Regions from separate parts of the Homo sapiens genome. Here all the other regions are linked to region 5. The links are chromatin contacts, found by Hi-C in ENCODE. All regions are on one chromosome and are shown on one strand. The core of a region is the stretch at or near the end of the contact, and the rest is flanking DNA. Distances in the headings are between cores, read along the strand shown.

Region 1 (2,700 bases), core at 65-2,564, 480 kb before region 5:
TCGCCCAGGCTGGAATGCAGTGGTGAGATCTCTGCTGACTGCAATCTTCACGTCTCAGGCTCAAGCGATTCTCCTGCCTCAGACTCCCGAGTAGCTGGGGATTACACGTGTCTGTCACCACGCCCGGCTAGTTTTTTTGTATTTTTAGAGTAGAGACAGGGTTTCACCATTTTGCCCAGGCTGGTCTTGAACTCCTCACCTCAAGTGATCCGCCCGCCTCCGCCTCCCAAAGTGTTGGGATTACAGGCGTGAGCCACCGCGCCCAGCCTATTGCATTTTTATAGTCACCACCCACTACTTTTTTTTTCCAGGACCCAATATTGGTCCGTGATCTGATGATGTTCACGGTCAAGACGGAAGCAAAAAAAGCACACACCGCGCGCCCTCGGTCACTAATCACGCGGAGTATACGCGAGGAGGGCCCGCAGCTAAGCGACGGCGGGCGGCCGAGCTTCCTCCACGGCCGGGGAGGTGGGCAAGGCCTCCGGGCCGCAGCCCCGGGTACGAGCGGAGGCTCCGAGGCCCCCGGTAGCCAGTCAGAATTTATTTTAAGGGAAATGGAAAGCTGCGGCAGGCTTTGGGAGGAGGGGCAGGATTAAAAGAGAAAGTGTGCTCAGCATGTTATATTTAGAGGCTGCCACGCCGGAAGCGCCGCCTTCCCGGGAGCTGCCGCCGCGCCCGCCCCCCGCCGGCACCTGGGCACTGGGGCGGGAGTCCCGGGGCTGCCCGGGAACACCCGGCGCCCAGGGCCTCCGCCACTCCCCGGTCCCCCATGAGGGTGAGGGCTATAGGCGCATCTGGCCCAAGATAGGGGAGTCGTCCGGACCCCACTTCTGTAGGAGGGGAAACTGAGGCCAAGGGGGCAAAGCCCCCGTGTTCGCGGCGCCCAGGGTCCGGGGCGGCGCCGGCACGCGCGCGGGCGGGGCCTGGCGCTCCTCCCCGGTCCCGCCCACTGAGCGTGCAAACCGCAGCCGCCCGCCCACGCGCACGCGCGCTCCTCCCGGGCCGCTTCCCACCCCTCCCCCCGCCCGCTCAGTCTCGTGCTCCCAGCTCCGCGAGGGGCCCGCCGGGAGCCGGCCGAGGGTGGGGCGGATCGCCGGGGAGACCCGCCCCCGGCCAGCGGCGCCTTGCTGCGCAGGAACGACGCGAGGGCCCGCCCCCCAGCTGGCGGCCCGGCCATATTTAAAGGACGGCGGGCGCGGCGAGCCAATGGGCGGCGAGCGTGAAGGGGCGGTGCGTGGCGGTGCGTGGCGGCGCGAGGCCCCGGATGTGGCTGCGGCGGCCCCTCCTCCCCCGCGCTCCTCTCAGAGCCCCAGTCGCGCGCCCCTTCTTGGTTCGCTCGGTGCCCGCGCAGGCCCCTCGGGCGGTGGCGAGGAGGCGCCCAGGCGGAGGCGGCGGCGGGCGGAGGAGCGCAGGAGCGGGCGGCCAGGCCACCGCGCGGCGGCGGAGCGGGCCGCGGCCCGGCGCTCCTTCCCCACCGCGGCCCGACGCACCCCGGCCGCCGCCATGAGCGGCTCCTCAGGCACCCCGTATCTGGGCAGCAAGATCAGCCTCATCTCCAAGGCGCAGATCCGCTACGAGGGCATTCTCTACACCATCGACACCGACAACTCCACCGTGGCGCTCGCCAAAGGTAGCGGCCGCCGCCCGCCCGAGCCCGCTGACCCCCGTCCGCCAACAGCCCCGGCCTGCGGTGCCCTCCCCGCCCCGGGGCGCCCCGGAGCCTGGCGCCCAGACCCCGCCCAGAACCCACCCAGGGCACACCCGGCCCGAGATCCCCTGCCCGCGCCTTCACCCCGGACGCCCCCGAGGCGCCCCCTTCCCGCGCGCCACCCTCCCCCAGCGTAGCCGGCCGCACAATGGTCTCCCTGGGCTCCCAGGGCGGCGGGATTGTGCGCGGGCGCCCGGCGGTGTTTGGTGAGGGGCGGGCCCGGCCCCCGCGGTGCCGCCCCCTCGGCCGCCCAGCCCACCTCTGCAGGTGCCAGCTCCGAGGAGCAGGGCGGCTCCCGTCAGCGGGCCTCCTCCCCGCCAGCCTGGGGGGATCCCTGCGGGGGAGCCTCGAGGTCGGGTGGCGGGGCCAGTGTCCCGGCGTCTCCCGAAGGCTGGGGGTGGGGTCACAACACGCGAATCCTGCAAGCCTTTCTGGAACTTATTAGACAGCTGGGGCCTTGATCCTGAACAAATACCGCGTCCTAATGCGGCCTCCTGCCAAGGCAGAAGCATCCGTTGGCAGCCAGATGCCCCGGTTTAAACGGTTCTCCTGCTCTATCCTGACCTTCCCACTGTGGGGCTTACCTTTTGGTGACAGCCGCCTGTGGGTGCTCGTAACCGGCTGTGGCCGCTGGAGGACTTACAGGAGGGGGGCTCTTTAGAGTCAGAATCTCTGAGGTTGTTGAGGCAGCGGGTGGTCCAGAGTTTCTTTGTCTTCATCACCCAGAGAAGACGGGGAGTGCACTTCCCCTGCCTCTCAGAGAAAAGTGCCCGTGGAGCCACGTCTGCCTAAGCCCGTGTGTGTGCTGGATCTGGCGCTAGGCTCCCAGGGGTTCTTGAAGTGTCTAGACGCGTCTGAAACGCTGCTTAGGTCACAGGGAACTTCATGTGTAGAAGAACGCACTCATTCCAAACAGGGAGTGTCTCCTTTTGAAGCCCGTCTCCTGCGTGGCTTCAGGAGCTTGTTGAGTATGCCAGGGCTATGCACTC
Region 2 (2,700 bases), core at 1-2,500, 410 kb after region 5:
TTCGGTGCGACGCTGCCACCTGCTGGCTGTCTGGGAGTTGCACCCAGAGGCTCAGAACCCGTGTTTCTCAGAGGGCCCGGGAGGGGCGAAACTGCGGGTTCCCAGGCCCTCCCGGATTCTGCGCAGGTGGACGCTGGGGGCTGTTTCACAGGCGCCCACATGATAGGGGAGCTGGAGGAACCTGCCGTCTCCGCCATCGAGCGCCCCTCCGAGCTGGGGTTGGACGCTGCCAGTTTGCACAGCAGCAGGTGAGCCTGGGGGGTTGAGGGCTGAGCGGGGGTCCCAGCCGATGAAGCAGCCCCGCACCTTGGCCAGCTTCTCGAACCTCCTCTGGGCAGAGGCTGTGGAGGCTGCGAAGCGGCGGAGGCGTTGACCAGGCCAGCTGCTCAGCCTTTCTGGCCTCAGTTTCCACAGCTGTAAAGTGGGGTCTGTCCACAACACGTGTGGTCTAGCGACGGCCCTGCGGAGTGGGTCTGTAACTGCGGACTCACTTGTCCCGGGCTGTTCTGAACCGGTGGTTCCCCCGCCCTCCCAGGAGACAGCACCTGTGGCCGGCAGCCGCCCCTGCAGCGGCCCCTGGCTCCCACCGCGCCCTGGCCCTGGGGGTGCCCAAAGACCGGGGTGTGCTGTGGCCCGAGTGAGCACCCTGTGGGCGTCACTGCTGTCCATGCTGCTGGGATTGGGGAAGGGAGGTCTGGTGGGGCACAGTGGGCGCACCAGGAGGTCAGGCTGGGTGGGGGGAGCGGGAGGGAGCCCCCGCTGGGTGGTCTTGGGCCAGCCAGCTTCTTGCCTGCAGGGCAATGGTGCTAGTAACTGGAACAACCCACCCTGCCTCTCCCAGAGACGGCGCCTCCTCAGTGCTCCCCTTCCACAGGACGTAGGGTCTTCTAGAGATCAAAACAGGGAGGAGGAAAGAAATCCTACCGCAGGCCCCTGCCCCGACCCTGGGACCCACACTGTTTGGCTTCTAGGGACAACGCCCAGGCCCTGGGATTTGAAGACTCCACCTTTTCTTTCGTGTGTATATGTGCTCTGTCAAAATGTGTATCACATGAAGTTGATCGTTGTGACCATTTTCAGGTGCACAGCCCAGGGGCATTGTACACAACCGCGGTGTTGTGCAGCCGACGCCCCCATCCAACTCCAGAATGTTTGTATCTTCCCAAACTGAAACTCTGTCCCCAGTAACCCCGGCTCCCCTCCTCCCCCACCCGCTGGAAACCACGACTCCGCCGCCCACCTCTGCATTTGACTGCTCCAAGTACCTCAGGAAATGACCTCATGCGGTCTCCGCACGTTCGCGTCCATCTTGTTTATTTCCAGCGTTTGGCCCGTGGGAGCGATGAGCGCACCTGTTCAGCCCCTGCTTTCAGTTCTTTCAGGGAGTTCTCACGTGGTCTTCAGAGGTTCCCACACGCTGCTTCCCACAGCAGCTGCACCATTGTACATTCCAACAGCAACGGACAAGGGCTCCAATCTCTTCGTATTCTTGCAAACATTTACTATTTTATGTGGTTTTTTTTTCTTTTCTTTTTTTTTTTTTTTTTTTGAGACGGAGTCTCGCTCTGTCGCCCAGGCTGGAGTGCAGTGGTGCGATCTCGGCTCACTGCAAGCTCCACCTCCCGGGTTCCCGCCATTCTCCTGCCTCAGCCGCCCGAGTAGCTGGGACTACAGGCGCCCGCTACCACGCCCGGCTAATTTTTTGTATTTTTATTAGAGACGGGGTTTCACCGTATTAGCCAGGATGGTCTCGATCTCCTGACCTCGTGATCCACCCGCCTCGGCCTCCCAAAGTGCTGGGATTACAGGCGTGCGCTACTGCCCGGTTTGAAAAGGCAATTGAGGTTTCTAAACTCCTACTAAAGGAAATAATTCCTAGAGTTGGGCTGCCTAAGAGCTTACAGAGCGATAATGGCTCACCTTTCACAGCGACAGTTACCCGAAACACATCTTCAGCCCTAGGAATTCAGTGCCGCCTTGACTCGGCACGGAGGCCACAGTCTTTGGGGAAAGTAGAAAGAGCTAATCAAACTCTAAAAAGGACTCTTGCTAAACTATGCCAAGAGACATCAGAAACCTGGAGGTCTTTATTACCTGTAGCCTTATTACGGGTTCGAATGGCCCCTAAGGGAAATCTGCATCTCAGCACTTTTGAAATAATGTATAGAAGGCCTTTCTTAACTACAGACCTCCTAATAGACATAGATACTTTCAAGCTACAGAATTATGTGATCAACTTAGGACAAGTGCAAAACGCACTCCTTGACTATGGAAATCAGAGACTCCCTTCCCCCACTGAGGAAGACAATCTGGTTCCAACCCAGCTGGGAGACTGGGTCCTATTGCAAACTTGGAAGGAAGGATCCTCAGCAGATCAACTTTCCCCCCAAGTGGAGGGGACTCTATCAAGTTCTCCTTAGTACCCCAACTACAGTTAAACTTCTGGGAATAAACAGCTGGGTCCACTTATCTCAAATTAAACCTGTCTCTTATAAAGCCCCACAGGCCAACGGAACACAAGAGACTGATCCCGTTTATTCCCGTGAGCCAGTCAGTGACCTCTGATTCCTGTTCCTAAGAAATGAGAGGGATGGGGGGCATAAATACCTGGATTGGCATTCTACTTTTAGGCACAAGTTGGAATCATGCAGAGAGTGATTTATTTACTGAGTAGGCACAGACTTTAGCCTGTCTACATAA
Region 3 (2,700 bases), core at 102-2,601, 270 kb before region 5:
CAAATCCCCCACACCTTGGTCCTCAGACTCACCGGCTGGCACTCAGCAACTCCACCCAGTGTGCCCCTGAGGTCGCAGCTGCAGCCTGGGGAGAGCAGGGCAGGACTCAGATGCTTGGTGGGGCAGGAGAGCCTGGCTCCAGCCCCCCGAGGAACCCCCACACCCTAACACCCCCTCCAGGGCACACTCACAGGCTCCAGCACCCCCAGGAGCCCCTGCACCCTGACACTCCCTCTAGGATACACTTGCAGGTACAGTTCCCCAAGGAACCCCTATACCCCAACACTCCCTCCAGAGCACACTATAGGCTCCAGCCCCCCAAGGAAATCCCATACCCCAATACTCCCTCTAGAGCACACTCAGACTCCAGCCCCCCCCCAGGAACCCCTGTACCCCAACACTCCCTCCAGGACACCCTCATGGGTACAATCCCCTGAGGAACTCCACACCCCAACATTCCCTCCAGGGCACACTCACGGGTGCAGCCCCTCCGAGGAACCCCCACACACTAACACCCCCTCCAGAGCACACTCACAGGCTCCAGCACCCCGAGGAAACCCCGTACCCCAACACTCTCTCCAGGGCACACTCATGGACTCCAGTCCCACGCAGGAACCCCCTGCACCCCAACATTCCCTCCAGGACACCCTCATGGACTCCAGTACCCCCCCAGGAACCCCTGCACCCCAACATTCCCTCCAGGACACACTCATGGGTGCAATCCCGAGGAACCCCACACCCCAACACTCCCTCCAGGACACACTCATGGGTGCCATCCCCTGAGGAACCCCACACCCCAACACTCCCTCCAGGGCACACTCACAGGTGCAGCCCCTCCGAGGAACCCCTATACCCCAATACTCCCTTTAGGGCACACTCACAGGCTCTAGCCCCCCAAGGAACCCTCATACCCCCAATACTCCCTCAGGGCACACTCGCAGCCCCCCTGAGGAACCCCGCACCCCAACATTCCCTTCAGGGCACACTCATGGGTACAATCCCCGAGGAACCCCATATCCCACCACTCCCTCCAGGGCACACTCACTGGCTCCAGCCCCTCCAGGAACCCTGCACCCCAACACTCCCTCCAGGATATACTTGTGGGCACAGTTCCCCAAGGAACCCCTGTACCCCAATACTCCAGGGCACACTCACGGGTACAGCCCTCGGGGTTGCTGGGGCTCAGTCCCCAGAACCCAGGTTTGCAGCGGTCACAGCTCGGCCCCTCCACGTGAGCCCGGCACATACAGGGAACCTGTGCCTGGGAGAGGACAAGACTGCAGGTCAGAGCGGGCGCCCTGCTCTCCCACCCACAAACCATAGAGCCATAGAGCCCTGACAAGGGGTGGTGAGGGCTGAGGGCCCTCACCTGTGACTCACAGGAGTCACCTGCAGTGGGGGCAGAGGACCAGCCTAAGGAGCAGACAGGCCCTGGGGTTGCCATGGCAACTGAGCAGCAGGCAGGAAGCCCTGGTCTCACCGGACTCGGGACTTTTAGCTTGGCCTGGGTCCTCACCCATCTCCCACACACGAGCAGACTTGGGCTCACCTCAGGAAGGGCAGGATCCACTGGGGCCAGACCGGCAGGGTGGCAAGAGCCAGCTGTGAAGAGAGGACCATGCCTCGGTCATTTCCCAGTGACCAACCCGGAAGGCCAAGGGTGTCCCAGGCCCAGCCAGAACCCACGGTCCCACAGGAGCTGAGGACCAGCACAGGTGCCTCTCATCCACATGGACGGCCTGAAAACACGCACCTCCCTGCTCCCTCCGCAGCAACGGACGTGCCATCCCACCACACAGCACCTGCTCATGGACATGCACGCAAACGTGCACCGCGTGGGGTACCCGTGTACATTCCACACGCAGTGTGTGACACACGTCTGAACAAGCACACAAACGCACGTGAAGATGCACCCACTACACGTGCACTAACACACCCACACGCCCGTGAAAGGACATGAACACGCACACCCACACTTGAGACACGCGATACGCGCACCCACTTATGCGATACGCGCACCCACTTATGCGACACGCGCCCACATGCGACACGCAACACATGCACCCACGTGACACACAAACCCACTTACGTGACACAGGCACCCACACTTAGGTGACACACACACCCACACAAGCAACACATGACACCCGTACACACACAGAACGCAACACATGCACCCATACGAGACACGACAGGCGCGGATGCACAGCACGCAGACACGGGCAGTACGCGGACACCCCTGCACGGCATGTGAACAAGGTGCGAACACAGAGCGTGGGGACGCAGTCGCAGTACACACAGCAAGATGCACGTGAACAGCCTCACAGGAAGGCAGGCAGCGTGTGAACAGCACAGACCCACACACAGGCCCGGCACCTGGTGCACACAGCCACCTGCCTGCTCACCTTCGCAGTAGGGGAAGTTGTAGGCACCGGGCACACATGTGTCACACCGCAGCCCCGTCACACGGGGCCGGCAGCTGCACTGCCCACTCCGGGGGTCACAGGCTGCGTGCAGGGAGCCTTCAGCAGAGCAGTGGCAGGCTGCAGACAAGGATAGCTGTGGGCACGCAGTGGAGACTGCACCTGCCTCCCCACCACTTCCTCCCTAGGCACTCACGGACACAGCTGGGGAAGCCGTGAAAGCCGGGGCTGCATTCCTGGCAGGCAGTGCCTGTGTAGCCGGGGCGGCAGCGGCACA
Region 4 (2,700 bases), core at 125-2,624, 360 kb before region 5:
GGGGCCACAGATGGGGCAAAGGCCTGTCCCTGCCTCCATGGCCCTGCTAGGGGCAGCCTGGAAGTGGGGAGACAAGGCCTGAGGAGGGGGTGCAGAGGCCCAACGGGGGCTGGCTTTGCTGCAGGACGCACTGCGGGGTCACGGGTCATCTGCCAGAGCTCTCAAGGCCACAGGAAGCCCAGGACTCTTGGCTTTACCTCAAATGGGCTGAAGCAGAAACAAGCATGTGGTTCACGTAACTGAAAAGTCAAGGAAAGGACCTGCTGAGGTGCAGCAGGGTCCACGTGACCCGGCCGTGGTTGCTCCGGCTTTCCTCTGGGCTGGCTTCATTCTCGTGCAGCCCTGTTCTCGGGTAGTGAGATGTGGAAGACTGGCCCCTTCCCTCTCTCACCTAACCCAGCTCTGGAGAGGTCTGTGGGCAGATGGGAGAGTCATTTGACTTCAGCCTCCCCTCCGGTCTGAACTCTGACCCTACAGCAAAAGTCCCAGGACTGAGCCTCTTTGGCTAGAACTGGGTCACAGGCTGACCCCTAAACCAACTGCTGTGACTATGTAGCCAGCCTGGTTTATGCCACTCCACTCACCTCAAACCAGACCCATGACTTCAATGAGATGTTGACAGGGGAACCCTGGTTTGCAGATGAAACTGAGTGATCACAGACTCAGAGAGGTTAATTAATTTGTCCAAATCCACACAGCTGGTAAAGAATGCAAGCTCCAGGTCTGATTCCAGAACTTCTGGGCTTAACCCTGGAGCCACTGTAGGTCAGTGGGAGTCCAAAGGGTTTTAAGTATGGTGGTGAAACGGTCGGGGATGCAGCTGGAGGGGTAAATTGGCGCTGGATTTTGGTTGGCGGTGAATGGCATGCAAAGGAGGTGGACGATATTCAGGATTTGGTAGGACAGTGGAAGCAGCTACGCCCCAGCTATCGCACGGTCCCCAGCATTTGTAGGAAAAAGCCCCCAGGGCTTTGGGTAGCCTCGCAGGCCCGCACTGCCGCCAGGACGCAGTGCACCTGAGGGCGGAGCACCCACGCCCCGGGCCACCTGACTCACTGTTTGTCAACTCTGCTCTCTGCAGCCACGCCCTTTCCTCCTTGCCTCCCTCCCCTTTTGGCTCAGGGGCGGCATAACCCCGCCTCTCTCCTGCTGTGACTGGCTGTCCTTGCCGTCACTCCGCTGCGTGGGCGGGGCTCTGAGGGGGCACAGGTAGAGGCCCTTCGCGAAGGGATTAGCATAGTCCCACCCCCCGGCGCGAGCCTCGGGCCGGGCGCTGATTGGGCAGGCAGCGGCCGACGCGGCGGCGCCGGGCGCAGCGAGTGGCGGGCGCGGGCTGTCAGTCGGCGAGGCGGCGGGCCGCACTTCCGCCTCGGTGTCAGTGGGTCGCGGGCCTACGGGGCGGGGGCGGGGCGGCAGTGAGCTCGGCCGGCAACCGAGGGACCCGCGTCCAGGTGAGTGGCCCCCGCCGCCGCCACGCGAAGGCCCGGGACCCCGGCGAGCTGCGGGGCCTGGGCCGCGGGCTGGGGCTGGAGCCGGGGCGGGGAGGGGAGGGCGGGCCGGGCAGGACCCGGGTCCGCAGGCCGCCTCCAGCCCCGGCCCCGGCCCCGGCCTCGACCCCCACTGGGAGGCGCGCCCGGCCTAGGCCGCAGCCTGGCGCCCCGGGGAAACTTTGGGAGGAAAGTTCCGGCCGGGCGTGGGGCCTGGGCCTGGGTCCCGCGGCCCCCGCACCCTTCCCCCTGCGGTCGCCCGGCAACTGCGATCCCGGGACCCCCGGCCCGGCCCCCCCGAGATCCCCAGCCCCCCTGCTGCCCCGCTGAGCAGGAAGTGGGGACGGGCGCACCTGCTCGCGGCCTCGCCCTCTCTCACCACCTCACCGGGAACAGGGAAGGATTTCGTGCGCATTTAGGGCGATCCTGTAGGTGAGGAGGGCGAGTTCCGCCGGGAAGAAGGGCAGGGAGACGCAGTCCCACTCCGACCCTGGCCTTCTTGTCCCGCAGGCCTGTGTGCACGTCGTCCCGGGGAGGGTGCCCGCGAGCCCTTGTCCGTTCCCCTGGGCTCTGTTTTTGTTTTTAATTTATAAATCTTAGCAGACTACACACGGTTGAGAACTTGCTACCTAAAACCTATCTTTGGTAATGTAATTTTAAGAGGTTCCTTCTTTCGCCAGTTATATTTTGGTACTCAGAAGAATACGTCTTTAGACTTTCCAAGTTTATAAGCCCAGACCAAGACTGTTAGGTCGTCACAGCACCTCAGCCTCCCCGCTTCATGGGAGGACCGGCGACGAGGCAGTGGGTGTCGGGGTGTTGCAGGCTCTCCTGGGGTGAGGGTCACCTCCCAGGGGCGTTTCTATCTGAACCGTCCTCTAGGACAGGCCCTGGCCTAGCCTGGCTCCGGCAGCTTTGGGATGACTGCCCGGAACACCTGGAGAAGGGGTCCCATTCGGTTTGGTTGGATAGACGTTTCTCGAATGCCTGCTGTGGGCCTGGCTGGGTGCTGTGCGGCCTTCCCACCAGCTGGATGTGTGGTGAGGACAGCGGAGAGTTGAGGAGCCCGGAACTGGTGCAGGGGCCACATGCTGGGAAGCCACGGCCGTCCCTGCTGCCCTTCCTAACTCGTGCCCATGGCCTCTTTTCTGGCTGTCAGCCTCAACTCCTTCATCCGGACATGTAGCACTTTGCTGATAAGAGAAGCAAACGA
Region 5 (2,700 bases), core at 106-2,605:
CCAACCTCCTCCTTGCTTTCTGGAACCAGGTATGTGCTGGGCCTTTCGATACGACCCCAGCTGGCCCGTGATGCTTGTTCTTGTTTTTCCTCTTTATCTTCGTTCTTCGGAGTGGATATTTTCTATTTATCTGTCTTCACGTTCGCTGGCTTTCCTTTGTCTCCATTCTGCTATTGAGTCCATCAGTACAATTTTAATTGCAGATACTCTATTCTTTTAGTTCAAAAATACTCATTTGTTTATTTTTTTTCCTACCTCTCTGTGAGGTTTATTATTCATTTCATCTAATGCTCCTTTCTGAGGTGTGTGTGCGTGTGCTGTGTATGCGTGCAACTCGCAAAGCAGTTACCGCGGCTGCTGTAGGCATCTGTGTCAGTTGGGGCTGGCATCTGAGCATTGTCTGTTCTCTTGAGGATGATCACACCTTCCTAGTTTTGTGTCTATTGAGTAATTTTGTTTTACGTCTGAGCACACCGTGTGGACTCTGGGTGCTGTCCTAGCCCTCGGGGAACGTTGCTGTTTCCACTTTAGCAGCCAGGTTCATCCCAAACCCCACCTCTCTCAGTGTGGTTCTCAAGACCTTTGCTGGGTTGGCACTGCTGGGTGGCACTGTGAGACTTATGCGGATTCATGCACAGAATTAGGCAATTGCCGTGTCCAGCCCTCCCCCTTCCGGGGTTCCGCCCCCTCTCTTCCCTGGCTCTCCCCCTTCTAGGGTTCCGCCCCCTCTTTTCCCCTGCTCTCCTCCTTCCAGGGTTCTGCCCCCTCTCTTCCCCCACTCTCCCCCTTCTGGGGTTCTGCCCCCTCTCTTCCCCGGCTCTCCCCCTTCCAGGGTTCCACCCCTCTCTTCTTCCCCGGCTCTCCCCATTCTGGGGTTCCACCCCTTTCTTACCTGTAGGACTCCTTTTCCCAGGTTGGGGTTTCTATCTGCGTTTTAGCTGCTTGTGTTGCCATGTGGATCTGAGAGTGGGGCTTGCCCTCCAGACAAAGCCACAAGGAGGAAACCAGAAACTCCACGGCAGGTCACTCCTCCAAGTTCCGCCTCCGCCCTGCAGTCTCCTTACTTTGCAGGTCCTCAGTAGTTGTCTGTGTCTCATCCAGAGCTTGGTCACAGTTAGGGGAGGGCTAGGCTAAGCCATAGCAGGCTCGTGGATAAAACGTCACCTCCCTGGCTCTTTCCCAGGATTTCCTGGCAGAGGCCACATTTATAAGCCATGCAGTGTAGTCACCTGCTGTGTGCCAGGCAGCAAGCGCCATTAGCCCGGGAGGTGGTGAACAGCTCCTGGGGGCACCAGCCAGCACCGTCACCGTTTGGCAGCGGAGGCTGCGGCCAGCTCCTTGTCAGGTGAATGTGCTGCATGTTGATGCAACACCTTCCTCTTCTTGCCAACCCTGGGCCAATGTCCTCAGACACAGGCAGCAACGGAAGTGGCCACCTGCCCACCATGGCCTGGGGAGAAGGGGGAAGGGTCTGACTGGGGGAGCCTCAAGACTGTGCCACTTGCCCCAATCCCATGAGAGGCACCTGCTATGGCACCTCGAGCTGGGGCAGAAGGCCTGGAGCCCGTGCCTGGATGCTGCCCAGGACTCTCAAGCTAGTCCAGTGGCCTTGGCTGCAAAGTCCTGCTCAGGCCCACGTTTCCCCAGTGCCTTGCCCAGCTCCAGAGGGAAGTGATTGACCGCAGAGCCGATGAGCTCAGAGCCGGTGGTGGGCAGTCTGGCCGGATGGCGGTGACTCAGGGAAGCGGAGGGGCTCCCCCCACCCCGCTGCTGCTGCCCCCCGCGTCCCCCCCGCCTGCAGTAACTGACAGGAAGGGGCGGGAGGCGGATGGGCCGTGACAGCTTAATGGCTTCGGTTAAAGCATCCTCTGATCGTGCTGGCGCTGGGAGAGGCTCTGAGCTCGGGTGGCACTGCGGGCACTCTGGACACTGTCTCCGGCTGCCGCTGAGCTGGGAGGCTCCTTTCCAGCAGGCCACGCGGTCAGGGGCACCTCCTGCCGCAGCACCTGCCCAGCCCTCTGGGGACCAGAGTGAGCAAAGTGCTGGTGCTGGACCTGGCCACCGCCAGAGGCAAACACAGTTGGCCAGACCCAGGCCCCACCTGTTCACGAGATGCCCCATCCCTTGGAGCCTCCAGGAGCCAGGGCAAGTGTGGAGGCAGGTGAGACCCAGCGCCAGCGTTTGCTTCAACCAAAGAACCACAGCAGAGCCGCTGGGGACAGCTTGTTCAGCCAGTGCATAATCAGTACTCAGGATTGTGGCTGGTGCCCCTGGCAGACTCAGCCCTACGGGGATCGGCCCCCAGACGTGCCACAGCTTGGCCACTCTGCTCTGAGGAGCTGTCTGTGCCCAGCACGCGTTCCAGCTTCTGGGATGCACAATAGGCGCCCAGGCCTAGGCTGCGGGACGACCATGCTTGCTGCTCACAGCGCCTGTGAGTCAGAGACTCCGACAGGCCACTTGGGATGGCCCAGGCCTCCTCCCCAAGGTCTGCAGCCTCCTCGGGGAAGCCTTGGGGCCAGAGCCTGGAGACTCCAGAGGGAGTCTCCTACAGACGATGCCGCCATCAGTGGGACCTGCAGCCGGGATCTCGGGCTGGGCCTCTCCGGCAGCCCCACATGTGACATGGGTGGGCTTCCCGAGGCCAGCACTTGAGAGAGAGGTGGAAGCCGAGACGCGGAGCCACCTGGCATCCTTTCC

What was found. A loop is a pair of places that touch in the nucleus more often than their neighbours do. Pooled maps may share reads with other maps.
Region 1: a pooled map shows a loop between it and region 5 (3-fold over the local background). The contact joins the promoter of LSM14B here to the promoter of LINC02970 in region 5. A Hi-C loop is called at or near these places in 2 of 37 single-sample maps with no recorded cell type and 4 of 50 pooled maps.
Region 2: a loop to region 5 is called in a pooled map, with 4 times the contacts of the local background. The contact joins the enhancer-like site here to the promoter of LINC02970 in region 5. A Hi-C loop is called at or near these places in 2 of 37 single-sample maps with no recorded cell type and 4 of 50 pooled maps.
Region 3: a loop to region 5 is called in a map of OCI-LY7, with 5 times the contacts of the local background. The contact joins the enhancer-like site here to the promoter of LINC02970 in region 5. A Hi-C loop is called at or near these places in 1 of 168 maps with a recorded cell type or tissue (OCI-LY7), 4 of 37 single-sample maps with no recorded cell type and 5 of 50 pooled maps.
Region 4: a loop to region 5 is called in a pooled map, with 2.4 times the contacts of the local background. The contact joins the promoter of OSBPL2 here to the promoter of LINC02970 in region 5. A Hi-C loop is called at or near these places in 2 of 37 single-sample maps with no recorded cell type and 7 of 50 pooled maps.

The regions. Positions count from the first base shown.
Region 1 is chr20:62,121,161-62,123,860 of GRCh38, forward strand. It overlaps LSM14B (LSM family member 14B), which reads left to right and starts at 1,315. Exons shown (of 9, transcript NM_144703.3): 1 at 1,315-1,633. The coding sequence starts at 1,507. It overlaps LOC105372706 (a long non-coding RNA gene), which reads right to left and starts at 2,524. Exons shown (of 3, transcript XR_936963.2): 1 at 2,296-2,524. RefSeq lists silencers at 374-1,463, 1,624-2,163 and enhancers at 827-1,514, 1,515-2,203, 2,204-2,700.
Region 2 is chr20:63,009,226-63,011,925 of GRCh38, forward strand. No RefSeq gene overlaps it. Among named protein-coding and RNA genes, the nearest start is that of BHLHE23, 3.6 kb to the left of the region's middle. RefSeq lists silencers at 483-782, 793-872 and an enhancer at 1,193-1,512. Within about 2 kb of position 1,251, at least 2 of the 41 ENCODE cell types and tissues checked have a DNase peak (open chromatin) inside an H3K27ac peak, as active enhancers do.
Region 3 is chr20:62,335,185-62,337,884 of GRCh38, forward strand. LAMA5 (laminin subunit alpha 5) reads right to left here. Exons shown (of 80, transcript NM_005560.6): 15 at 2,620-2,700; 16 at 2,406-2,543; 17 at 1,550-1,602; 18 at 1,156-1,261; 19 at 33-85. Among named protein-coding and RNA genes, the nearest start is that of MIR4758, 4.0 kb to the left of the region's middle. Within about 2 kb of position 1,352, at least 2 of the 41 ENCODE cell types and tissues checked have a DNase peak (open chromatin) inside an H3K27ac peak, as active enhancers do; they include OCI-LY7, where a contact is called at or near this core.
Region 4 is chr20:62,237,147-62,239,846 of GRCh38, forward strand. It overlaps OSBPL2 (oxysterol binding protein like 2), which reads left to right and starts at 1,375. Exons shown (of 14, transcript NM_144498.4): 1 at 1,375-1,451. RefSeq lists a silencer at 1,103-1,502 and an enhancer at 2,200-2,700.
Region 5 is chr20:62,602,086-62,604,785 of GRCh38, forward strand. LINC02970 (long intergenic non-protein coding RNA 2970) reads right to left here and starts at 1,356. Exons shown (of 2, transcript NR_184037.1): 1 at 893-1,356. RefSeq lists enhancers at 1,567-2,356, 2,357-2,700 and a silencer at 1,675-1,824.